Linked DNA regions of Homo sapiens: all the other regions are linked to region 4. The links are chromatin contacts, found by Hi-C or POLR2A ChIA-PET in ENCODE. All regions are on one chromosome and are shown on one strand. The core of a region is the stretch at or near the end of the contact, and the rest is flanking DNA. Distances in the headings are between cores, read along the strand shown.

What was found. A loop is a pair of places that touch in the nucleus more often than their neighbours do. ChIA-PET counts read pairs that join two places held with the same protein, here RNA polymerase II (POLR2A). Pooled maps may share reads with other maps.
Region 1: a loop to region 4 is called in a pooled map, with 10 times the contacts of the local background. The contact joins the promoter of STK40 here to the promoter of RRAGC in region 4. A Hi-C loop is called at or near these places in 1 of 168 maps with a recorded cell type or tissue (breast epithelium) and 5 of 50 pooled maps. POLR2A ChIA-PET finds 5 or more read pairs at or near these places in 1 of 52 experiments (activated B cell).
Region 2: a loop to region 4 is called in a map of sciatic nerve, with 30 times the contacts of the local background. The contact joins the enhancer-like site here to the promoter of RRAGC in region 4. A Hi-C loop is called at or near these places in 1 of 168 maps with a recorded cell type or tissue (sciatic nerve). POLR2A ChIA-PET finds 5 or more read pairs at or near these places in 1 of 52 experiments (activated CD4-positive, alpha-beta T cell).
Region 3: a loop to region 4 is called in a pooled map, with 6 times the contacts of the local background. The contact joins the promoter of OSCP1 here to the promoter of RRAGC in region 4. A Hi-C loop is called at or near these places in 1 of 168 maps with a recorded cell type or tissue (naive thymus-derived CD4-positive, alpha-beta T cell) and 7 of 50 pooled maps. POLR2A ChIA-PET finds 5 or more read pairs at or near these places in 1 of 52 experiments (T-cell).

The regions. Positions count from the first base shown.
Region 1 is chr1:36,381,562-36,387,173 of GRCh38, reverse strand. It overlaps STK40 (serine/threonine kinase 40), which reads left to right and starts at 1,250. Exons shown (of 11, transcript NM_001282547.2): 1 at 1,250-1,451. It overlaps LOC124904012 (a long non-coding RNA gene), which reads right to left and starts at 983. Exons shown (of 2, transcript XR_007065779.1): 1 at 847-983; 2 at 1-755. RefSeq lists enhancers at 403-772, 803-912, 1-936 and silencers at 1,143-1,522, 1,673-1,742, 2,043-2,092.
Region 2 is chr1:40,877,451-40,883,741 of GRCh38, reverse strand. No RefSeq gene overlaps it. Among named protein-coding and RNA genes, the nearest start is that of CITED4, 18 kb to the right of the region's middle. RefSeq lists an enhancer at 1,836-2,335. Within about 2 kb of position 2,546, at least 2 of the 41 ENCODE cell types and tissues checked have a DNase peak (open chromatin) inside an H3K27ac peak, as active enhancers do.
Region 3 is chr1:36,447,966-36,453,789 of GRCh38, reverse strand. OSCP1 (organic solute carrier partner 1) reads left to right here and starts at 3,339. Exons shown (of 10, transcript NM_145047.5): 1 at 3,339-3,532. The coding sequence starts at 3,421. LOC107984940 (a long non-coding RNA gene) reads right to left here. Exons shown (of 3, transcript XR_001737976.2): 3 at 4,225-4,332. RefSeq lists a silencer at 2,944-3,213.
Region 4 is chr1:38,855,807-38,861,781 of GRCh38, reverse strand. RRAGC (Ras related GTP binding C) reads left to right here and starts at 2,010. Exons shown (of 7, transcript NM_022157.4): 1 at 2,010-2,372; 2 at 4,700-4,903; 3 at 5,875-5,975. The coding sequence starts at 2,136. It overlaps RRAGC-DT (RRAGC divergent transcript), which reads right to left and starts at 1,889. Exons shown (of 2, transcript NR_186075.1): 1 at 1,543-1,889. RefSeq lists an enhancer at 1,791-2,085 and a silencer at 1,721-2,480.

The DNA of each region.
Region 1 (5,612 bases), core at 1-2,500, 2.5 Mb after region 4:
ACATTAATTTCCTTCTCTGAGCACTGGCTTCCTCAGCTGTAAACAGCCTCCTACCTAATACTGTCTCAAGTGCTCCATGCAGAGTGTGGCACAACGGTGGGAGCTGTCCTGATTACTCTTGTTAGTCAGCCCTATCAGCAGCTCAGTGGGCACCAGGCATTCAGAGACAAAGGACACAGGTAGAGGCAGCCAGACTTCACTCATATCAGCTCTTGTGTCCTGGCACTGCCTATGTGGAGATGACAAATGCACATACACACAAGTGGCCACACACCCTAGGAAAACCCAGCAGTGCACACAAGCTTAGACACGTGTGCCCACACATGGATATAGAGTGACCCAGGGGACAGCTGGAAAGACAGCCAAGAGTTAGACATCATAAGCAGCAAACACCCTGACTCACACCTCTGGGACAAGGGAGTGGGGCTACGGCCGCTGGTGCTGCTGCCACTGAGCCCTTCTAGCTGCTTCTGCATGCCAAGGGAGGGAAGCCAGGCTCTTAGAGGGCCCCAGTGAGTCACTTGCCTGATGCAATCCCTTTAAAGGGCTCATCTGCTGGTGCAAGAAGCTGATTCATGGAGGGCGTGGTTGCTGGAGGAGGAGGAGAAAGGGACCGAAACTGCAGCAGGAGGAACTGAGGTTAGATAGCTGTAGTCGCTAATAGGAACGCTTCACTGTAAACCTCCCTGGTCAAGGCTTCAGGGATCTCCAGGTTGAAGGTTGCCATCCTCGGGGTTTCTACAAAGGCGACAGACCTAGAGGGAAATGAATTATGAGCGCTGCGACAGGAATTTCTGTCTTTTATTGAGCCTAACTGCAGGGCTTTCCTCACAGAGTTCCACAAACCGGGAAATGAGGATCAAGGATGAGTCACTTTTCTGATAAATACACTACAATTGGCCGATCTTCCAACCGCTGGGGACTTCAACCTCGGCAGGGGGAGTGTAGGGCCCGCGAGGTTCTGTGGGGTCGGGCGGGGCGGTGCCTCCGTCCCAGCCTCGCCGCAGATATAGATCAGCAGTAAGTACCGCCCCATTAGAGCCTCGGCCTCCAATCGTGTAACAGGTTTCGCCCAGACCCCACCCTGAACCAATCCTCAATCGGACTCTGGCCTCTTGCCTGAAGTCTTCCGCCCATCGTCAAGATGGCGCCCCAATCCGAAAGCCGTGGGGCTGGAGACGCAGGCGGAGGGCGGGGCCCGGGGGGGCGGGGCCGCGGCTAAGGCTGGGGAGGAGGGGGGCGGTGCGTCACTTCCGTTGTCAGGTGGCGGCGCCGCAGCCATGGAGGGAGGCGGCGGCGGCGGCGGCGGCGGCTCGGGTGGCTGCGCTGGGAGGCGGCGGTGAGAGGCTCGCACGCCTCCAGCCCGGCCCCGGCCCCCCGGGAGGGAGAGCCGAGCAGCCCCGGCTCTGGGCTACGGACTATGGGCGAATAGCTCTGACCACCCGGCGAAGGTGAGGGCAGGGGTCCAGGAGCGGGGAGCCGGGTGGGGGTTGCGGGTAGGCGGGGCGGGCCCCGGCGGCCGCGGCGGTGGAATCGGAGTGACAGCCTGAAGCCATCTGAGTGCAGCAGAAATGGCCCCGGCGAATGCCCCCTCCTCCGCTGGGGCTCTGCCCTTCCCCGGCGGCAGGGGCGAGGGCTGCCTCGCGCCGGGTACCGGGAGGCCGCGGGAGCTTCAGTCCCCGCCGCAGCTCTGGGAAGTGGGCACTGCCAGCTTTGCCTAGAGTCACCCAGCCAGTGAGTGAAGCAACCGGCGTGTGAATCCAGCCAGATCTTTCCAAAAAGACACCTTCTGCCTCTCCGTGTTTCCCTCCTAATCCCGAGGGTGACTTGATAGTTAGAACGAGTCCCCAGGGAGGGCCAGCCAGGGCTTCCTCCAAGAGCCCTCACTCTGGCACGGGCGCTACCGCTGCTGGGGAATTTTCATATCCCGGGCGGCGTTCAGGTACGAGTCACAGCTACCTGCTTGCCAAGGCCACGTTTGGCCGGCCTTTTCCAAGGAGAGCTTGCTGTGGTCAGTGTTTCACCTGCCGAGCCGGTCAGGCCCGCCCATTCCCACGCCACTTGGCCCCGCCTTCCAGCCAGTTAGGTAGGGACATTCGGATTCCTGATGCCGAGTTTTCTGCCCACCCCAATCCCCAGGTTTGAAGCCCTTTTGTTAGCGGAAGGAAGAGATGACAGCCGCCCTCTGTGTGGCAGGATAGACTTTGCTCTGTTTTAAGTCACTGGAGGAAACCGGTTGGCTTTGCTTTGGTTTTGAGAACCAGTGGGGAAGAGGGTAGGCATACTGGGCTGGGCGCCTTTCCCTCTTTGAGTAGTTTTGCGTGAGATAAGGAAGAGCAGAATGTGTAATTGTAGGGCCAAAATAATCTTGTTTGTAAACAGTGCCTGTGAGCTCCTTTAGTGCTTCCTAATGGCCGTGCTGTGCAAGTTGTTGGTTGGGTTAATCTAGACAGTCCTCATTCATTCATTCATTCATTTCTCACATGACCACAACAAGAGTCCTTGCCTAGAGGCAAGTGCTAGACAGCATAGTGGTTAAGAGTAGGCTTTGGAGCCAGACTTCCTGAGTTCAAATTCTGGCTCAGCAACTTTCCAGCTGTGTGTACCTGGGCACATTGCTTAGTCTCCCTGTGCCTCAGTGTCTTCGTCTATAAAACAAGGATGATAACAGAGAGAGATATTATGAAGAGTAAAAAGTTAACATGTAAAACATACAACCATGTTTGCCACGTAATAAGAATTCAATAAATGTTATCTATTTTTATTTCAAGGAGCATACAGTCTAATTAAGGGAAATTGACCTGTAAACAAATGGTTGAAATGTGGTCTAAAGAAGCTAGTAGTGGCTGGGCGCCGTGGCTCATGCCTGTAATCCCAACACTTTGGGAAGCCGAGGCGGGCGGATCACCTGAGGTCAGGAGTTCGAGACCAGCCTGGCTAACATGGTGAAACCCCATCTCTACTGAAAATAGAAAAATTAGCTGGGCATGGTGGCACAGGCCTGTAATCCCAGCTACTCGGGAGGCTGAGGCAGGAGAATTGCTTGAACCTATGAGGCAGAGGTTGCAGTGAGCCGAGATCAAGCCAGTGCACTCCAGCCTGAGTAACAGAGTGAGACTCTGTCTCAAAAAAAAAAAAAAAAGAAGAAGAAGAAGCTAATAGCAGCAGCAAGAGAGTACTGTGGGAGCCCAGTGGAGAAAGGGAGAAAGCTGTGAGCTCAGCCTTGGGGGTGGGGTGGGGACGGGAGTGTGCCATGAAAAGGCTTGGCAGAAGTGATGCTGGAGCTGAGTCTAAAAGGAGAGGAGGGGAGGCTTAGCCAGGTGAGAATGAATACTTTGAGAGCGAGATAGACAAATAAACTCATAGTTTATTCCAGAAATCTCAGATTGTTCAATCTAGTGGTATGGAAGTTGATATGGTGCAAGTGAAGCAGTATAGGTTCATGAAAGAATGCCATATTAGCAATTTGAGATATCATGCCCAGGGCAGCCGGGAGCAAGTGAAAAGGTCTGAAGCAGAGGAATGACATGATTGGTTACATATTTTAGAAAGATTTCACTGGAGTCCCAGTAGAGGAGGGAAGGAGGAGGACAGGAGCGACTGAAGGGCTGGAGAACTCTTCGGAGACAAACCTAGGCTTCTGAGAGAGGAGAGTTGGTGCTGGGGCGATGGATCTTTGCTGAGGAAGCACCATGTGCAACCAGTGCCAGATGGCAAGCTCCTGCATTGGCCTGGGCTTCTCTGCCTGGCGCAGAAGTGCCTGGCACATGTGCCCCTCTCTTCCTGGGATTGTAGGTTGCTTGAGCAGCTGGAGAGATAAGACTGCCCTCTCAGAAGGCCAGTTGTAAAGGGTGCTGTGTTTGCTAACTTGTGCTTTTAATCTGACCTTTGGGGAAGGCAGTAGATTGTAATAGTTAAGAGGTTATTTGAGGCCGGGTATGATGGCTCACGCCTGTAATCCCAGCACTTTAGGAGGCCGAAGTGGGCAGATCACCTGAGGTCAGGAGTTCAAGACCAGTCTAACATGGAGAAACCCCTTCTCTACTAAAAATACAAAATTAGCCGGACGTGGTGGTGCATGCTTGTAATCCCAGCTACTCAGGAGGCTGAGACAGGAGAATCTCTTGAACCTGGGAGGCGGAGGTTGCGGTGAACCAAAATTGCATCATTGCACTCCAGCCTGGGCAACAAGAGCGAAACTCTGTCTCAAAAAAAAAGCTTATTTGGCTCTGCCATCAGACAGATCTGTGTTCTACTTCTATCCCTGCTGGTCACTAGGGATTACTTATTCTCTCCACCACAGCTTTCTCATCTGTAAAATGGGGACAATAAGAGTACCTTCGTAATAGGGCAGTTGTGAGGAGTAAGTAAGATGTTACAGGATGAGTACTTAACAGACACTGAGTAGTAAATGTTAGCTCTTATTACAGGCTACAGGAAAGAACTTTTAGGAATTAGTTGCAGCAATTCATGGCAACTAGAACTATGTCCCATTGAGCTGTCAGAAGTGTCCTGAGGGATCACAAGATCACAGAGTTTTATTTTATTCTTTCTGAAAAGAAAATCTAAGGGGAGTTTACCCAGTCTGTATGGGAGCCATGCAGATGATTCAGTTTGGCTCTTTAAAAGAACTATTTTTAAAAATAGAAGTAGGACTGCTGAGAAAAAAATAGTACTTTAAAGTATACATGGGTTGGCCAGGCGCGGTGGCTAACGCCTGTAATCCCTGCACTTTGGGAGGCCGAGATGGGCAGATCGCTTGAGCCTAGGAGTTCAAGACCAGTCTGGGCAACATGGCGAAACCCGTCTCTACAAAAAATACAAAAATTAGCTGGGCATGGTCATACGCACCTGTAGTCCCAGCTACTAGGGAGGCTGAGGTGGAAGGATCTCTTGAGCCCAGGAGATCAAGGGTGCAGTGAGCCGAGATTGCACCACTGCATTCCAGTTTAGGTGACACAGTGAGACCCTGTCTCAAAAAAAAAAAAGTATACATGGGAGTAAATGTATTTAGAATTTCTTCTCTGTGTGTCCCTGCTAGCAACCCTAGTCTGGTACCTGAATAAGCAGCATCAAGAGGCATCACACACACTGATGAGTGTGGTAGCTCAAAATACAGAGCCCTGATTCCACATACATGAGCTCCCATGTGTGGCTGGGGCTCTGCTGGGTCCTGGGGGCAGGAGGAGGATGGAGAGGCAGGCCCTACCATGGAGGAGGTTGTGATCTAGGGGCAGGCTCCTAACCAGTTAACATGTGCACAGTTTGGCAAGTCTCTCACAGAAGTCTATAGCATGTGGGGGAACCCAGTGGAAGAAGTGATCGAGCTCTAGGATGAGGAGGAGACTGGGGAGAACTTCAGAGAGCCCTTAGAACTTGAACTGGGACTGGGCACAGCAGCTCACACCTGTAATCCCAACACTTTGGGAGGCCGAGGCAGGAGGATCGCTTGAGCCCAGAAATTGAAGACCAGCCTGGCCAACATAGTGGGACCCCATCTCTACAAAAATTAAAAAAGAAAAAAATTAGTTAAGCGTGGTGGCATGTACCTGTAGTTCCAGCTACTTGGAAGGCTGAAGTGGGAGGATCACTTGAACCTGGGAGTTCCCAAC
Region 2 (6,291 bases), core at 1,297-3,796, 2.0 Mb before region 4:
GAGAATCGCTTGAACCCAGGAGGCAGAGGTTGCAGTGAGCTGGGATAGTGCCATTGCACTCCAGCCCAGGCAACAGTGCAAGACTCTGTCTCAAAAAATAAATACACACATACATACATAAATAAATAAAAATAATAATAATATGAACTTTACAGGATCATTCTAAAGTTTAAGACGGGCATGGGGAGGAAAGAGATGGCTCATTTATTAAGTACTTGTTCTCTCCAAATACACACTAGCTCACACTTCTCACAGCAGCCCTGAATTAGGTAAAACCCCATATTACAGACATGGAGACTGAGTCGCAGAGAAGCCATGGGATTTGCCAAATAACAGGAGTGTCAGACTTTTGTCCTCTGAAGCAGCTCCCACTACACCACGAAGTGAGTATGCAGTTAATGCCTGTTGCACCAAATAATAAAAATAATTACTATAAAAAAGAAAAAACATAAAAAAGAAAAAGAACACTATTGCAATTGACCATAAAAAAATTAAAAAGGCCAAGCACAGTGGCTCATGCCTGTAATCCCAGCACTTTGGGAGGCTGAGGCAGGAAGATTGCTTGAGCCCAGGAGGCTGAGGCTGCAGTAAGCCAAGATTGCACCACTGCACTCCAGCCTGGGTGACAGAGTGGGACCCTGTCTCAAAATAATAATAACAAATAAATAAAATTAAAAATACATTAATAGGAAAGAAATATATATATATATATATAAGAAAAACAGCCGATATTTCTGGAGTATTTATGCTGTGCCAGGCACTGTGCTAATTACTTTCTATGCATTATCTCATTTAATACTTGCAAAAACCTCAGGAGCTGGGCATCATTATGGTATTCCCATTTTACAGATGAGGAAACTAAAGCTGAGAGAATATGTCACTTGCTCAAGGCCACACAGTTAGCAGTGGCTGAAGTCAGGTTTGCACCCACCAAGCCAGGCAGGGCCACCCAGGCTCTTCGCTATGCAGTTGAAATAGAGCAGCCCCCCAGCTGGGCGCTGTGGCTCACGCCTGTAATCCCAGCACTTTGGGAGGCCGAGACGGGCAGATCACGAGGTCAGGAGATCTAGACCATCCTAGTTAACATGGTGAAACCCCGTCTCTACTAAAAATACAAAAAAATTAGCTGGGTGTGGTGGTGGGCGCCTGTAGTCCCAGCTACTCAGGAGACTGAGGTGGGAGAATGGCGTGAACCTGGGAGGCAGAGGTTGCAGTGAGCCGAGATCGTGCCACTGCACTCCAGCCTGGGCGACAAAGCGAGACTCCGTCTCAAAAAAAAAAAAAAAGTAGAGCAGCCCCCCCTCCTCCCCATCTCTCAGTGTCCTTTCTGCCTAAGCTTAGGCACAGAGCCACTGAATGCCTTCTCTTTGGCCCAGCTGCTTCTCACCCCAGGGACCAGCTCAAAATTATCAGGGAACAGTTTCGAGATCTGGTGCGGAGGAAAGGCATAAGATAGAGATGGGGAGCCTGAACTTTTAAACTCTTCAGGCCTCAGTTCCTCAGCTACAAAATGAGCTCAGCAGTCCTTGTTCTGTTTCCCTCACAGCACTGTTGCCCATTTGTTGTTCTTTAGTTTGCTAATTTCCTTCATTTACTGGGAACATTTCTTTTCCTTTCTTTTTTTTTTTTTCTTTTCTTTCTCTTTTTTTTTTTTTTTTTTAAGGCAGAGTCAGTCTGTTGCCCAGGCTGGAGTGCAGTGGTGCAATCACAGCTTTCTACAGCCTCGACCTCCCGGGTTCAAGTGATCCTCCTGGCTCAGTCTCCTGAATAGCTGGAACTGTAGCCACGCACTATCGTACCTGGCTAATCTTTTTATTTTTTGTAGAGATGGGGTCTCCCTATGTTGCCCAGGCTGATCTCAAACTCCTGGGCTCAAGCAATCCTCCTACCTCGGCCTCCCAAAGTCCCGGGATTACAGGCATGAGCCACCACACCTGGCCTACTTAGAACATTTCTTCAGTGCCAACTATGAATTTGGTGCAGGGCTAGGGAGACCAACCATCCAGGTTTGCCCAGGACTGAGGAGTTCCCAAGATGCAGGACATGCTGAAACTAAGACAGTCCTCAGCACACCAGGATGGTGGGTCACCCTGCCTGTGCTGGGTACTGGGGATTTGAGGAGCATCAGGGCCCGGGCCTGGCCTGATCCCTCTGGAAACTGGAAAGGCTCCTGCACACGGGGAGGTATGCCCCATGCAAGCTGTTGTCACTGGGAGCAGGGAGAGGGTGAGGTACCCTGGCAATATGCTGTGCTCAGCTTTTTCCCAGTTCCCTGGCTCCAGGCCCAGGCAGATTCGGCAAAGCAATCCTGGCCATTGCCTGGCTGGGAAAGCCAAGGCTGGAAGTGGCTTTCCCACAGCAGCTGCCATGAGTCAGTGCCCAGGGGCAGGGTGGTCAATCCCACCTCCAGCCACCCACTCCCCATGTGAGCAAGCCGCTTTACCTCTCAGAACTGCCTCCTGTCCTTACCTGGGGGTGGAGAGGAATGTGGCTGGGTGATCACCAAGCCTGGTAGTGGCCTTCTGTTTCCGAAGGCCTTTCCAGGAACCCTCCACTTCACCAGGAATTCAAAGGCGTGGGTGCCTACCAAGAACTTGGTCACTGCTGAGTTCTTGGCAATAACCAGGTGAGGACATGCCAGAAAGCACCTAGAAAGATGGGCTTTTGAAATCAGACAGAACGAGCCGTAATCCCAGATGGTCACTGAACCTCATTTTCCTCCTCTGTAGAATGGGAGCAATACCACCTACCTCTCACTATTGGGGGAGTGAATAAGATTCTGAAGATGTGGAGACAAACCAGATGCTCAGAACACACCAGTCCCCTTCTTGCCCCTCCACCTATCATGCACTCTGTGCCCCAGCTGGCCTAGTCTCAGCCTAATAGACCCTTCATCTGCTCTCTGCCCTCTCCTCTATTCACTAACAAGCCTTCATTGGCTATCCACCATGTGCTGGTCTTTTTAGGAACTCAGGTGAAGCAGACAGATTTTCTTCTTAAACGGACTCTCTGGCCAGGTACAGTGGCTCAAGCCTGTAGTCCCAGCAATTTGGGAGGAAGAGGCAGGAGAATCTCTTGAAGCCAGGAGTTTGACACCAGCCTGCACAACAAAGGGACACCTTGTCTCTTTAAAAAAAAAAAAAAAAAAAAGGAATCTCCTTTCCCTTTCTTATAGGGGAAGTCAAGGCAACTTCTGGGAGGAGAAAGAGCAGCAGTGGCCATGGCCCCTGAGAAAATAGGAGACCAGCTCCCTCATACTGCCCCTTTCTTGGACTGTCACCCTCTTCCTGGATGCCCTTTCCCTTCAGCTGCTGTCCCTCATCATCACTAACATCCCCCACCCCACCCCCAGCCTCCCCACCCCACTGCTCCTTTTGTTCAGACACCTCCTCCAGCAGGGAGGCCTGCCCTGGGTCCCCGGGCAGAATTAACTGTTCCTTCCCCCATGAAGTCTGAGCAAAGTTTCTCCTTCCCAGGGCCTCTGCCTCTTATCTTTGTAGCTTGCAGGGTCTAGCTCATTGTTGGCAGCCATGAATATGGAGAAAGGAGAATCAGAAGGGAAGGGGTGGGCCTGAGTCTATGTTCCAGTTTGGGAAGTTAACAAAAGAATTCCTGCCCGCTCTGTGCCCAGGCGGTGACATTCCCTCCAGAAAGGGAGAAGGTGACAGAGGAGAGGAAGTCTGCCAGGGTAGGGTCCATTCTACGTCCTTCCAGTGTCTTCCTGCCTCACCTCTTGCCCCTGTTTTATGCCCTGAGGCTGGCTGTGAGCAGCCCATCTCCATTGGCAGGAGGCTGCTGGAATGGGGGAGTTTCCCAGACTGGGATGCACATGTGAGGACATCAACTTTGCTAGGAGCAGTGGGTCTCCTCGAGAAGTCATTTCCTTGTGTGTGAGGGGCTTGACCAGATGACCTTAAAGTCCTTCCAGAAGCAATCTTAGGATGCAGAAATGCTGAGATTTCTGGATCTTCATTTCCAGAATCTGTGATCTGAAATGGTTCTGTCCAATATGATAGCCATGAGCCACATGTGGCTACTGAGCCGTTGGTATGTGGCTAATCAAAACTGTGGTATAAGGCCGGGTGCGGTGACACATGCCTGTAATTCCAGAACTTTGGGAGGCCAAGGCGGACAGATTACCTGAGGTCAGGAGTTCGAGACCAGTCTGGCCAACACGGTGAAACCCCGTCTCTACTAAAAAACACAAAATTAGCCAGGCATGGTAATCCCACTACTTGGGAGGCTGAGGCAGCAGAATCACTTGAACTCAGGAGGCGGAGGTTGTAGTGAGCCAAGATCACACCACTGCACTCCAGCCAGGGCAACAAGAGCGAAACTCCATCTCAAAAAAAAAAATTGTGATGTAAGTAAAAAATACACGTTGAATTTCAAAGATCTAGTACAAAAACTGTGAAATCCCTCATTAATCATTTTTATATTAATTACAGGTTTCAATGATATTATTTTGGACATACTGGGTTAAATAAAATTTATTAAAATTATTTCACTTGTTTCTCTTTACTTTCTTAAGTGTGGCTACTAGAACATTCCCAATTTAATATATGACTCACATTTATATTTTTTTCTCCTTCCTTCCTTCCTTCCCTCCCTCCCTTTCCCTCCTTCTTTTCTTTTTTCTTTCTTTCTTTTTCTTTCTTTCTTCCTTCCTTCCTTCCTTCCTTCTTTCCTTTCTTTCTTTCTTTCTTTCTTCCTTCCTTCCTTCTCTCTCTCTCTCTCTCTTTCTTTCTTTCTTTCTGAGACACAGCCTAGGCTGGAGTGCAATGGTATACTTTCGACTCACTGCAACCTCCGCCTCCCAGGTTCAAATGATTCTCATCCCTCAGTGACCTGAGTAGCTGGGATTACAGGCATGTACCACCACACCCAGCTAATTTTTGTTTTTTTGTTTTGTTTTGGTTTTTTACTAGAGATAGGGTTTCGCTATATTGTCCAGGCTGGTCTCGAACTCCTGGGCTTAAGATCCGCCTGCCTCGGCATCGGAAAGTGCTAGGATTACAAGCGTGAGCCACTGCGTCTGGCCCACATTTATATTTCTATTTCTCAGCACGGTCACCCAACTAAGCCAAGACTTCCCTGGGCACCTATTAGCTTTGGGGGTGTGAGAGTATTATTCTTTTCCTAGCAGAGAAGCACCAAACCCTGATGCCTTATGAGAAAGTGCTGCTTCCTCCTCCCAAATAAAGACTACCCCAATTCTCCTCTTCTACCTTAAGGCTAGTTGCTGGGGAGGTGAGGAACAGGATTCATCTTCTCACACTATTCTCCCTCCCTCCACAAAGAAAACAGAATTCAGGCCAGGCACAGTGGCTCAGGTTTGTCTCTAATCCCAGGGTTTTGGGAAGCTATGGTGGAGGGATCACTTGAGGCCAGGAGTTTGAGTCTAGCCTGGGCAACAAAGTGAGACCCTCGTCACTACAAAAAATATAAAAATAAAAATAATAATTAGCAGGGCATGGGGGCACTCTCCTGTAGTCCCAGCCACTCTTGAGACTAAGGGGTGAGAGTCACTTGAGCCCAAAAGTTTGAGGTTATAGTGAGCTATGACCGCATCACTGCACTCCAGCCTGGGTGACAGAGGGAGACTCTGTCTCTAAAAAAATAAAATAAAAAGAGAAAACAGAATTCAGACAGGACTGGGAAATTCCTTCCCAGGCTTGGCTTCCAGCCCAGCAAGAGCCAGGCTGTCGCACCCAGAGGAAACCCCCAGCTGCCCCTTCCTGCCTGGTCCAACCCTGCCCCCAAAGTCTAAGCCATGCTGGGAGGCACCTGAGGAACTACAGGAAGCGTCCTCCCAGCTCCCCCATCCCACAGGCCCCAGCCAGGACAGCATAAGACTGGGCATTTAAGAGGGCACATGACTCTCCCCACAGGGAATTTACACACCAGCCAAGGGGGCGGGGCAAACCCACGGGGTAACTGGAGATGATCACATAAGCAGCCTCCATCTGCTGGGAAACAGCAGGCCTTTAATGAAATGTGGGTAGATGTAGGCCCTGTGTCTCCCTGCCTCACCTCCACCAATATTCTTTTCCTCATTTTGAGAAGGAAACGAAGATGGGGCACAGTGGTTAACAGCAAAGCCTCAGCACTCCTTCAGGCATAAGTTTAAACCCCAGTTCAGCTTGTTGTGTGACTTTGAGCACTAATATCCCTGACTCTGAAGAAATTCCTACCATCGAATTGAAACCCACTTTCCAGTGGTGTCCACCCACTGATCCTAGATTTGTTTTCTGAGGTGATCCAGAACCTTCCACTGCCATTGCCTAGTGA
Region 3 (5,824 bases), core at 2,090-4,589, 2.4 Mb after region 4:
CCTCTTGCCTCTGCCTCCTAAGTAGCTAGGACTATAAGTGTAAGCCACTGCGCTTAGCTAATTTTTTTATTTTTTGTAGAGAGGGTCTCACTATGTTGCCCAGGTTACTCAAACTCTTGGCCTCAAGCAATCCTTGCCCTCCCAAATGCCTTGGTTTCCCAGAGTGCTGGGATTACAGGCGCGAGCAACTGCATCCGGTCAAAAGGCATTGTTTTAACTGCTTCCTTAGGCACATTATCTAATATTCACAGCCACCTTTACTCTGCACATTGGCTAATTATCCTCATTTTAGCCATGAGAGATGAGAGAGTCATGAGAGAACTGAGACTCAGAGAGGTTAGGTAACTTGTCCAAATTCATATAGCTGGGAAGAGAAAGGTCTAGGATTCAAAGCTGGCTCTGTCTTGACTCCAGAGCCTATGTCCTGTTCACTATACCACACTGCTTAGGGACCAAGAAAAAGGTCTGAGAAGCTAAGGGAAGAGTACACTACAGCAAACTCAAATGCTTTTGGGAGCAAGGCAGGTAACAAAAATGCATGAAGGCCTAACATGAAGTAATGATGCTAAGGTGTTTATTACATTCCTATCCTAGTTGTATTCCCTCTTATTTATTTATTTTAATTTTTTTGAGACAGAGTTTTTGCTCTGTCCCCCAGGCTAGAGTGCAGTGGTGTGATCTTGGCTCACTGCAACCTCCCCGTCCCAGGTTCAAGCGATTCTCCTGCCTCAGCGTCCACAGTAGCTGGGATTACAGGTGTGTGCCACCACACCCAGCGAAGTAGAGATGGGGTTTCACCATGTTGGCCAGGCTGGTGTTGAACTCCTGTCTTGAACTCCTGACCTCAAGTGATCTGCTGGCCTTGGCCTCCCAAAGTGCAGGGATTACAGGTGTGAGCCACTGCGCCTGGCCTGTATTCCCTTTTAAAACAGAGCACAGAGCAGGCAAAATAACCAAATTAAACAAAGCCTTGGGCTGCCAGCCATGGGATACTGTATAGTCCTGATGCTGAGATATCAGTTAAGGGAAGGACCAAAAAGTATTCATGGTGAAGCAGTTTCAGTGGGGTTCAGGGAGCATAATACCAGTTGCAATGAGGTGGGGAGTGAGGATGTTAAGGAGGTTCCAGTTGTGAGTGTTGTCAACTCGTTCAAAACACTTCACTGGGAAGGAAAGGAAGGAAAACAGACTAGCAGGGATGGAAGGAGAATGTTAATATGGGAAGGACTTGGGCTCAGTTATGGCAGGACAAGACTTTTCAGTGGTGTGGTAATGAGGAAGAGGCAGCCTGCTGACAAGTTCAACTGGACTGGGGGAGAGGAGGTGGCCAGGTGCAGGAGATGGCTTTAAAAAGGTAGTTGGCCGGGTATGGTGGCTCTCACCTGAAATCCCAACAACTAAGGAGTCTGAGGTGGAAGAATCACTTGAGGCTAGGAGTTCTAGGCTGCAGTGAGCCACCAGGGTGCCACTGCATTCCAACCTTGGGCAACAAAGTAAGACCCCTATCTCTTTAAAAAAAAAAAAAAAAAAAAGGTAGCTGGAGCCTGTGGAGAGCCTGGAATGCCATGCCAAGGCATCTAGACTGTGATCTGGCAAAGAGTAGGAAACCACTGAAGGGATGTGTCATGTTGACAGTGATGCTGGCCGGGCGCAGTGGCTCATGCCTGTAATCCCAACACTTTGGGAGGCCGAGGCGGGCAGATCACCTGAGGTCAGGAGTTCGAGACCAGCCTGGCCAACATGGTGAAACCCCATCTCTACTAAAAATACAAAATTAGCCGGGCATGGTGCCCTGGTCCATGCCTGTAATCCCAGCTTACTCAGGAGGCTGAGGCAGAAGAATCGCTTGAAACCAGGAGGCGGAGGTTGCAGTAAGCCGAGATCGTGCCATTGCACACCAGCCTGCGCGACAAGAGTGAAACTCCATCTCAAAAAAAAAAAAGTGATGTCTTCTGACATTTAGCTTAGCAGCCAGTGCAAGGTAGAAGAGAGAAAAGAACAGTGATACAGAGGAACATAGCAATGCAGACAGAAAAACAAATGAAGGGATGAATGTAAGAAAGGTGTTGGAGGAAAAAGCATAATATGATGACTGATAAAAGACCCTGGGAAACAGATTTGGAAGCCAAGGCCCAAGTTTCAAGTTTGAGTAGCTGGAGGGAAAGATAATTAGTAGGTTTTGGAAGTACTGAAATTTACAGAAATGGTTGTTCATCAGAGTAAAAATATACAGCAGATGGCAAAAAGTAATCCTGGAGCTTAAGATGGAGGTAAGGAAGGGAGTCGCTGCCCTCAAAGAGAAATGGTTGGGGCCGGGCGTGATAGCTCACGCCTGTAATCTCAGCACTTTGGGAGGCCCAGGCGGGCAGATCACCTGAGGTCAGGAGTTCCAGACCAGCCTGGCCAACATGGTGAAACCCCGTCTCTACTAAAAATACAAAAATTAGCCGGGCATGGTGGCGGGCGCCTGTAATCCCAGCTACTCGGGAGGCTGAGGCAGGAGAATCGCTTGAACCCTGAAGGCGGAAGTTGCAATGAGCCGAGATGGCGCCACTGCACTCCAGCCTGAGCGACAAGGGCAAAATCCGTCTCAAAAAAAAAAAAAAAAGAAAAAAGAAATGGTTGGGAGGCCTTCGGAACAGCGTCGAGGAGGGAACTTCCCAGAGCCCCCAGGCGCATCCTCTGGGAACTGGACACACGGGGACGGACGGGACTGGTTTGCTTCATGGAGTATGAAACCAGGAGGGGCTTCACTTCAAGTAAACTTTTGGGAGGCGATGCAAACGACTCAGGACTTCTGATCCTTCCCTCGTCTAAAAGAAAAGTCAGTTACCATTTTTATTGAGTGCTTTCGGGGCCTTTCCATGATCTGACTGATTCCTCTCAGCCGCCCTGTGATGTGAGTGCCAGCTCCATGTTACGTAAGAGGAAGCCAAGGCTCAAACCCTGCCCGAAGTCACACAGCAAGAAATCACGAGCCGTGATTCCAACCCAGGTCCGTCTGACCCGAGCCTGCTCTAATGCCGTTCTGCCTGGGCTTTCCTCTGTTATAGGAACCTGAGGCCCCGCGCCAGCGGCCGGGGTCCCAAGCGCCGGGCTGGCTGTGTCGAGACCACCCCCAGCCCTGGCCCGGCCCTCGCCCTTTCGAGGGAAACCTACTCTCAGAAGCACAGCTCCCCAGCCGCGCCCAACGCCGCGCCGGCCTCTGGCTCGGACCAATCCCCCCGGGACGGTCCACCACCCAGACCAATTAGCTCCCGTCTTCAGGGCACCTCCCACCAAACCGCCTTCTGATTGGCTCGCTCTTCCCGTCACGGCGTTGCCCCAGCAACCGGACTATTGGGACGCTGCGGCCTGGCCTTCAGGCCACTGGCTACCGAACCCCGGGGCTCTTCACCAGTCCAGCTCGTTTCCAGCACCATGTCGGTGCGGACGCTACCGCTGCTCTTCTTGAACTTGGGCGGGGAGATGCTTTACATCCTCGACCAACGGCTGCGGGCCCAGAACATCCCGGGAGACAAGGCCCGCAAAGGTGAGAGGCCCCCGGCCCGCTCAGCCAGACCCGCAGCCAGCAGCCCGGCCCTCTCATCATCGCCCTAACACCCACAGCCAGACCCGCACCCCTACACACTTCACTCTTATAACCAGGGACCTTTCTTACAAGCCACATCCATTTGGAGCCCCTCGGGAGTCAAATCCCCCCAAAAGCTTTTTTCACAGCAGAGGAACTTAATACTCCCAGTGGACACTAGGGTGCCTGACCTCCCTAATTTCCCCATCTCTTCAAATGGGAGAGGTGATTTCCCAGTCTCTCTTGTCAATCAGTGCCTTCCAAATGTAGGAGTCCCAGCTGCCCACCATCTAGTATCATACCCCTTGCTAGTCCAAGCATCCTCTTTACCCCCAAGGAACAGGTTCTGATTTTTTTTTTTTTTTTTTTTTTTTTTTTTTTTTGAGACAGGGTCTCGCTCTGTCGCCCAGGCTGGAGTGTGTGGCACGATCTCGGCTCACTGCAACCTCTGCCTCCTGGGTTCCAGCGATTCTCGTGCCTCAGCCTCCCAAGTAGCTGGGATTACAGGCATGCACCACCACACCCAGCTAATTTTTGTATTTTTAGTAGAGATGGGGTTTCACCATGTTTCCCAGGCTGGTCTTCAATTCCTGGACTCAAACGATCTGCCCCCCTCGGCCTCCCAAAGTGCTGGGATTATAGGCGTGAGCCACCGCGTCCAGCCCAGGTTCAGATTCTTAATTTCTTTATGGTAGTATCTTCCCACATAAGCTGGAGATTGGTCTTACTCATCTCAGAAGTATTTCTAGAAATTTGGTGTTCTAAAATAATATAGATAAATATGAAAAAAATAAGAAAGTTATAAATCTCCTCACAAGTGTTGGAGGGGAATACAATTGTGAAAATAATTATATGAGAGCTTCGAAAATGCAAAATCTGCCTCCCATGGACACCACACTAATCCCCAGAAAAATGACGACTCAGAACACTCTGCCACTCTGTTCCTTTTCCTCTTTTCCTCCCTTCTCGGCAAACAACTTGCTTATACCAAATTTCCTAGGATTAAGTATGAAGGAAATATTATATTTCAAAGTGGAGGAGGAAAAGTTGAAAAGGCAATTGACATGGCCGCCAATTAAAACATTCTCTCCATTAATCTTTGTATGCTCAATTGATGTTCAACATACATATTCAGATGCTAAGCATACATATTCAGATATTAACTATTGTGTGTGTGTGACTGAGTGCAAGTCCATGCATAAAGAGCTAAAAATAACTCCCTATAACATACCCCCTCCATTCATTCTGCACATTGCCGCCAATGAGCTTTCTAAAATGTGTATCTGTCCAAACTTGCCCCTGCCTAAAACCCTTTGTCAGCTTTCCACTGCCATCTGGGTTAAGACCAAGTCCTTGCACAGGCCATTTCAGGGCCCTTCCTTATCTGATCTCTGTCTTCCTCTGCAGTCCCTTCTTCCACCACTGCCTGCCTCCTGTTTCCCAATAATACCAAACTGCTCATAGATCTCCGCTTAAACCATGTTTGTTCGTATTTCTGTGCTAGTAATTCCCATCCCTACATTCTTCCCCTTCAATCCTGCATTATTCGGCTTAAGAATCATCTCCTTCAGGAATCCTCCCCATATGCAGAAAGGGCCTGTGCATGCTCTCATAGCAGCCTGTGCTCCCATAGCACCCCATGCCTGCTCCTCAGTACCTTACCACTGGCCATGCTATACTGAAATGATCTGTGTATATGTCTATCTCCCGCTTGATTGTCTTATTCATCTTTGTACTCCAGCACCTACCATAATTCCTAGACCAGAATAAATTAGTGATCACAAAATGTTTTTTGAACTGATTATCTAAATTGGCAGTTTTATATAGCATTGTCATTTTTCCTTTGAGAGGGTTCTGTTTTCCTTGGTGCCTGTGTGATCTGATTTCATTCAGGCTAGTGGCACCAATGAGGTGACATGCTGGAGTCCTCAGACTGGTAGGTAGTCTGCATCTTGGAAGATAGTGTAAATTAGCAATTAAGAACATACTCTCTAGAGTCTTACAGACCTGGATCCCAATTCCAGCTTTACCATTTAACTAATTGCATGCCCTTTGGGTGTAACCTCTATAAACCTGTTTCTCCATAAAATGGTAATAATACATATATGTTAAAGCAAAGTTGTAAGGATTGAATGAAATAATGTATTTAATATGTTTAACACAATGAGTAATAGGTATCTTTCAAGAGGAGGTCTGGACAAGGCCCTTGGAATACTAGAGGACAGCTTTACCTTTAGGAGTTATAGCCTTTTT
Region 4 (5,975 bases), core at 761-3,260:
AACCCGGGAGGTAGAGGTTGCAGTGAGCTGAGATCGCGCCACTGCACTCCAGCCTGGCGACAGAGCGAGACTCCATCTCAAAAAAAAAAAAAAAAAAAAAAAAAAAAATTCCTCAGTTACACTAGCAACAATTCAAGTGCTTATTCCTCATAGGACTAGCGGCTACATGTTTGACAGTGCAGATAAAGAACATGTCTATCATGTATATCAGTTGTATTGAACAGCACGATAGGAATGGTTGAAACTGAGGATGTTCAGCAAGGAACAGAGAAGACTTAGTGGGTAATGAATACTGCAATCTGGTATTTGAAGGGCTGTCATGAAAAAGGTGAAGACTATTCCTATTTTATTCTATTATAGGCTTCAGGGAGTGTGGTTTGGCTTTAAGACTTTTTTTTTTTTTTGAGACGGAGTCTCGCTCTGTCGCCAAGGCTGGAGTGCGGTGGCGCGATCTCGGCTCACTGCAAGCTCCGCCTCCTGGGTTCAAGCCATTCTCCTGCCTCAGCCTCCCGAGTAGCTGGGACTACAGGCGCCCGCCACCACGCCCGGCTAATTTTTTGTATTTTTTTAAGTAGAGATGGGGTTTCACCATGTTAGCCAGGATGGTCTCGATCTCCTGACCTCATGATCCGCCCGCCTCTGCCTCCCAAAGTGCTGGGATTACAAGCGTGAGCCACCGCGCGGCCGGCTTTAACAATTTTTAAACAAAGGTTTACCACAGTGGAGTTGGCTGCCTTTCGAGATGGTGAGCTCTTTTACCTTCGAACTATTTAAGTGCATTCTGCATGTCTATTAGACACTATAGAGTTGGTTCGTTTTAGGTGAGAGGTTGGGCTAGATGACCTCTAAGGGTGTATCCTACCTCTAACTTCTGGGTTCAGACAAAACCAAAGTCCCAGACCTGCCCGCATGTGCGAATTTTTCCTTCATAATCAAGAAGTCAGTCTCCTTGGAGGGCTGGGAGCACCCCCACTCCTGTACTTTAAAAAGTGTATAGGGCTGTGCTTTAAGAGGATCCTCTTCTCAAACTTCCAGTTCTAGAGCCTGATTATCAAAAATAAAAATTCCTCTAGATTTCTCGGACATATTTGGTGACAAGCATTTGCTTTTGTTTGCTTTCATTATTCAATACTTTGGTCTCTAATCTGAACGAGGTCATAGAAGAGGCAGTGTTCTATGGGGGATGGAATTCCTAGAGTAGACTTTGACAAGGCGGGAAGGAGGGCAAATTGAGTCCCGTTGGGTTTGAAGTGGCAGCAGTATCCACTATCGGCGACTTACTGAAGAAAGAAGATAAGATGTTCTAGCTTGGCTGCATCTGCTTTCCCATCAGGGTCCAGCTACCTGCTAGAACAAACTATCACGGTGACCCATGACTCTGCCTTGGTTGAGGTTTGCCCTCAGTGTGGCTGGCTCCCCCATACCTTTGCACATCCCAATCTATCCATCCACCTAGATCTGCTCAGACGCTTTCTCATTCAACTCCCGAGCATTATTTATCCGTGACCTTCCCACATAATATTTCGTAGCGAGGTTACTTACGCAGAGGTCCGATCTCTCTGTTCATCTTCAAGCAACCTGAAGGCAGGCAGGGTCTGCGTCGGATCCAGTTCTGTGCCCCTTGGTAGGCACCCAGGACACTGCAGGCATCAATAAATATCGGTTGGGCAAGTACAGTTGCAGGATGAGGACAATCAATTCTTCCTCAAATGCCGGGAGAGCATCTCCATAGCGGTGCTCTGGGAGCCCGGAAGAAGGCAGGGGAGCGGTGCAGACAGCGTTGTATGCGGGCCGGGGCGGAGGGCTGAGGGCCCGAGCCGGGGCTAGAGGCGCGGCCGGGCCGCCCTCCTCGTGACTCCTCCTCCCCCCTCCGCGGCTCTGAGTCAGGTGATTCCGGCACGTGACGGGGCACCACCTACCCTGCTGCTCTCGAGTAGCAGCTCGGGCGGCCAATAAGCGGCTGGGCTTCGGCTCGGGGCCTATGAGAGCCGGGCTCCGGGGGGCGGGCCGGACTGTGGCGGCTGCCGGGGGCGGTGGCGGTGGTGGCGGCGGCGGCGGAGGCGGACTGGGGAGGCGGCGGCCTGGCTCGGCCTGGCCTGGCCTGTCAGGGCGCGGGCGGCGGCGGCTCCAGCACCATGTCCCTGCAGTACGGGGCGGAGGAGACGCCCCTCGCCGGCAGTTACGGCGCGGCCGATTCGTTTCCAAAGGACTTCGGCTACGGCGTGGAGGAGGAGGAAGAGGAGGCGGCGGCGGCGGGCGGAGGGGTTGGGGCAGGGGCAGGCGGTGGCTGTGGTCCGGGGGGCGCTGACAGCTCCAAGCCGAGGATTCTGCTCATGGGACTCCGGCGCAGCGGCAAGTCCTCCATCCAGAAGGTGAGCAGGGCTGCGCCCAGTCCCCCGCCCCCTCCCCGGTTCTCAGGTGGCCGGTAGCGGGGACGCCCGGGAGGGCGGCGGCCGGGGCCCGCCTGCGCTCCGTCCCTCCGCACTTTCTCTTCCACTCTTGCGAGCGCACAGGCGCGGCCCGCGCGGGGACCCCGACCTCTGTGTCCACGCCCAAGTCAGCTGAAGCCAAGTGGAGCGCTGAAGGCGAAACTGGTTGCCGGGAGGCAGGTGCCCGGTGGCACCGCCCAAGACCTCCGCCCCCTGGGACCCAGCTCCTGTGTCATTTACGAAACTGAGACGTACTCTCCAGTTCTCACTTGGAGAACTTCGTGGACTCCCTCCCCTGGCCCGTTTTGATTTGTTCTCACTTCAGGTGACCTGAGTGTTTCGGGATTCCCAGCAGAGCCCCAGGGAGCAGCGTCAGGAAGAGTTGTGACTAAGACACTGGGCGTTGTAATTCTCGCTACTGATGTGAAGGAGACTTCGCTGTAGCATTACTGGGAATTGGGTAGTGAGATTGCACCCATTTCAGTAGTTGTGGCCTGGTGAATGTAATTACTGGTGCTGTTCCCCCTGTAGGGGTGTGTTTTTAAAAATCTGAGACTTTGAGAATATTTTGCAGACCTAGTCTGTTTGTTTTCACTTTTGGGCCTTCATGAACAAATGGAGGGCTGTACACGTTTGTTTGTTTATGTTTTTGAGACGGAGTCTCTCGCTCTGTCGCCCAGGCTGGAGAATGCAGTGGTGCAATCTCGGCTCACTGCAACCTCCACCTCCCTGGTTCAAGTAATTCTCCCGCCTCAGCCTCCCGAATAGCTGGGATTACAGGCGCGCGCCACCACGCCCGGCTAATTATTGTATTTTTAGTAGAGACGGGGTTTCACCATGTTGGCCAGGGTCATCTCGAACTGCTGACCTCAAGTGATCATCCGCCTTGGCCTCCCAAAGTGCTGGGATTACAGGTGTGAGTCACCACGCTGGCCTACACTGTTTAGTGAGGGTTAAATAGAGGCAAGGTTGACTTCCTCCATCAGCCAAACCCATTATACGCGGAGTGAGCTGGTAATAAAACTAGTATCAGCAGGCACCTGGTCTTTTCACCTCTCCACTCTGTTGCAAAGGCCTATCCAAAATAAATCTGTGATTTTTTTTTCTTTCTGAATCTGTGATATTTTGTAGATGGGATCTTTTTAAAAAGCAGCGTTCTTCCAGGTTTGCTGGAGTACTGTGTTTTATTTACCTTGATTTTCACCTCTACAGCAAAACTTGGGTACGTTGACTGTAGGTTTTTAGTAAACTAATTTCAGTTATTCACATTTGTTACTGAGAAAACCTTGAGAGTAATTGTTCACTTTTCTCTTCTAGACAGTAAGAGGCAAAGTAGTTTTATGTTAGAACTGTGTAGGTTGTGATTATTGTGATCCTTTTTTTTTTGTTTGTTTGTTATGGAGTCTTGCTCATCGCCCAGGCTGGAGGGCAGTGGTGTGATCTTCACTCACTGCAGCCTCCACCTCCTGGGTTCAAGTGATTCTCCTGCCTCAGCTTCCCAAGTAGCTGGGACTACAGGCGTGCACCACCACGCCCGACTAATTTTGGTATTTTTAGTGGGGATGGGGTTTCACCATATTGGTCAGGCTGGTCTCGAACTCCTGACCTCAAGTGATCCGCCCGCCTCGGCCGCCTAAAGTGCTGGGATTGAAGGCGTGAGCCACCGCACCCGGGCCGATTATTGTGACTCTTAACAATTGCCTTTACGTTTCTTTTCTCATGAGAGCTATCTTTTCCCTGTCAGTCCCCGTGGCCTCCCCCTGGACGTTTTCACTTTCTACTTGGTATAGTTACTGCCCTTCTTAGACTGCAAAGTCAGTGAGGGCAGAGTCCAGTCTGTTTCACTTTTTAAATTACTCCTCAGAGCCTGAGGTAGGCATTCAAGTAATTTTTGAATAAACCAGACTTCTTAAGCTTTAGCTGTAAGACTTTTATAATCTTAAAGCAGATTTTGGTAGAATTAATGTTAGCTTTCCCCCAGAAAAACTAATGGAGGTGATAGAGATTGCTACTATTAGTACTGAGTATGGTGCATAGAACATAGGAGAAAAGATTTAGCTCCAAAATAGATTTAATGGAAATTAATTTGGTGTCTTCTTTTGTCAAAAATAAAGGGATAGTGAATACCAATGGATTCACCATTCAGTTTCTACTTTTCAAAAAAAATTTTTTTTTGTGGGATCAAATGTTTAAATGTTAAACCAGGGTGGAATTTTAAATTTAAATTCTGAAGTTTAATAGTCATAAAATTGCCTGTTTTCTTTTAACAGGTGGTGTTTCATAAGATGTCACCCAACGAGACCCTCTTTTTGGAAAGTACCAACAAGATTTATAAGGATGACATTTCCAATAGCTCCTTTGTGAATTTCCAGATATGGGATTTTCCTGGGCAAATGGACTTTTTTGACCCAACCTTTGACTATGAGATGATCTTCAGGGGAACAGGAGCATTGATATACGTCATTGACGCACAGGTAGTCAGTAATGTGTTTACTCCTCTTTCCTGGTGGGAAAAAGATGTAGAAACAAAGGAAAGTTGTTTATCTTCTTTGTCATGTGGTTGCAGCTTATCTCTTTGGCAGTAGATTCCCTAACAGTGTAAGAGATGCAGTTGCAGAGTGCTTTGGGAGCAGACATGCATTGTGCAGGTACAGAATATCAGATGATTAGGAGATATGGTTTACATCCTTGAGTCCTAGTTGATGAGCAGCTAACATTGGCTTTCCACTTTTATTGGTTGCCATATTTTATAATAATTTTATAATAATAGTGATGTTATTCCCTGAAAATATCCCATCCCATAACATAAAGAGGAATATGAGAACTGAGTCAGTAGATATTAGAGTGAATAGTTTACTTAATTGTCAAAATTGAGTTTAGCTCAACAAACATTTATGGAGGGCCTAGCATGTGGCAGTCAGTGAGATGAATGGGGCAAGTCCCTATCCTTTAAGAAGCTTACTTTTTATAAGCTTAAGCATTAGTTAAGAATGCTTTCTGAGTGATAGGCTCTACAGAGGGTGCCTTCACGTACAGGACCTAATTAATTTAAGCTTCACAATATTGTTAGGTAGGTATTGTAATTCTGATCTTACAGATGAGAAAACTGAGATCAGAGTTTAAGCAGCTTGCTTAAAGTGACACACTGAATAAATGGCAGAGCTGGGATTACTTAAAAAAATTATGTTGGGAAAAAATGTTCATATCATTTTTTTCTTTCTTAAATTAATATTAAAAATTACAAGCATTAACTTGGTAATTGAATTTTTTTATCTTGAGACAATTGAAGAGTTATTTAGTAGTATAGTATATTTGAATGTTTGAATATTGATGATAATTAGGATAGTATTTTTCTGTGGTTGGGGAAAGAGGTGGTTTGAGGCTTTAACTCATTACTTGGCTTTTGTAAGATTTATTTTAAAAAATATTTTGTTCTGACTTACAGGATGACTACATGGAGGCTTTAACAAGACTTCACATTACTGTTTCTAAAGCCTACAAAGTTAACCCAGACATGAATTTTGAGGTTTTTATTCACAAAGTTGA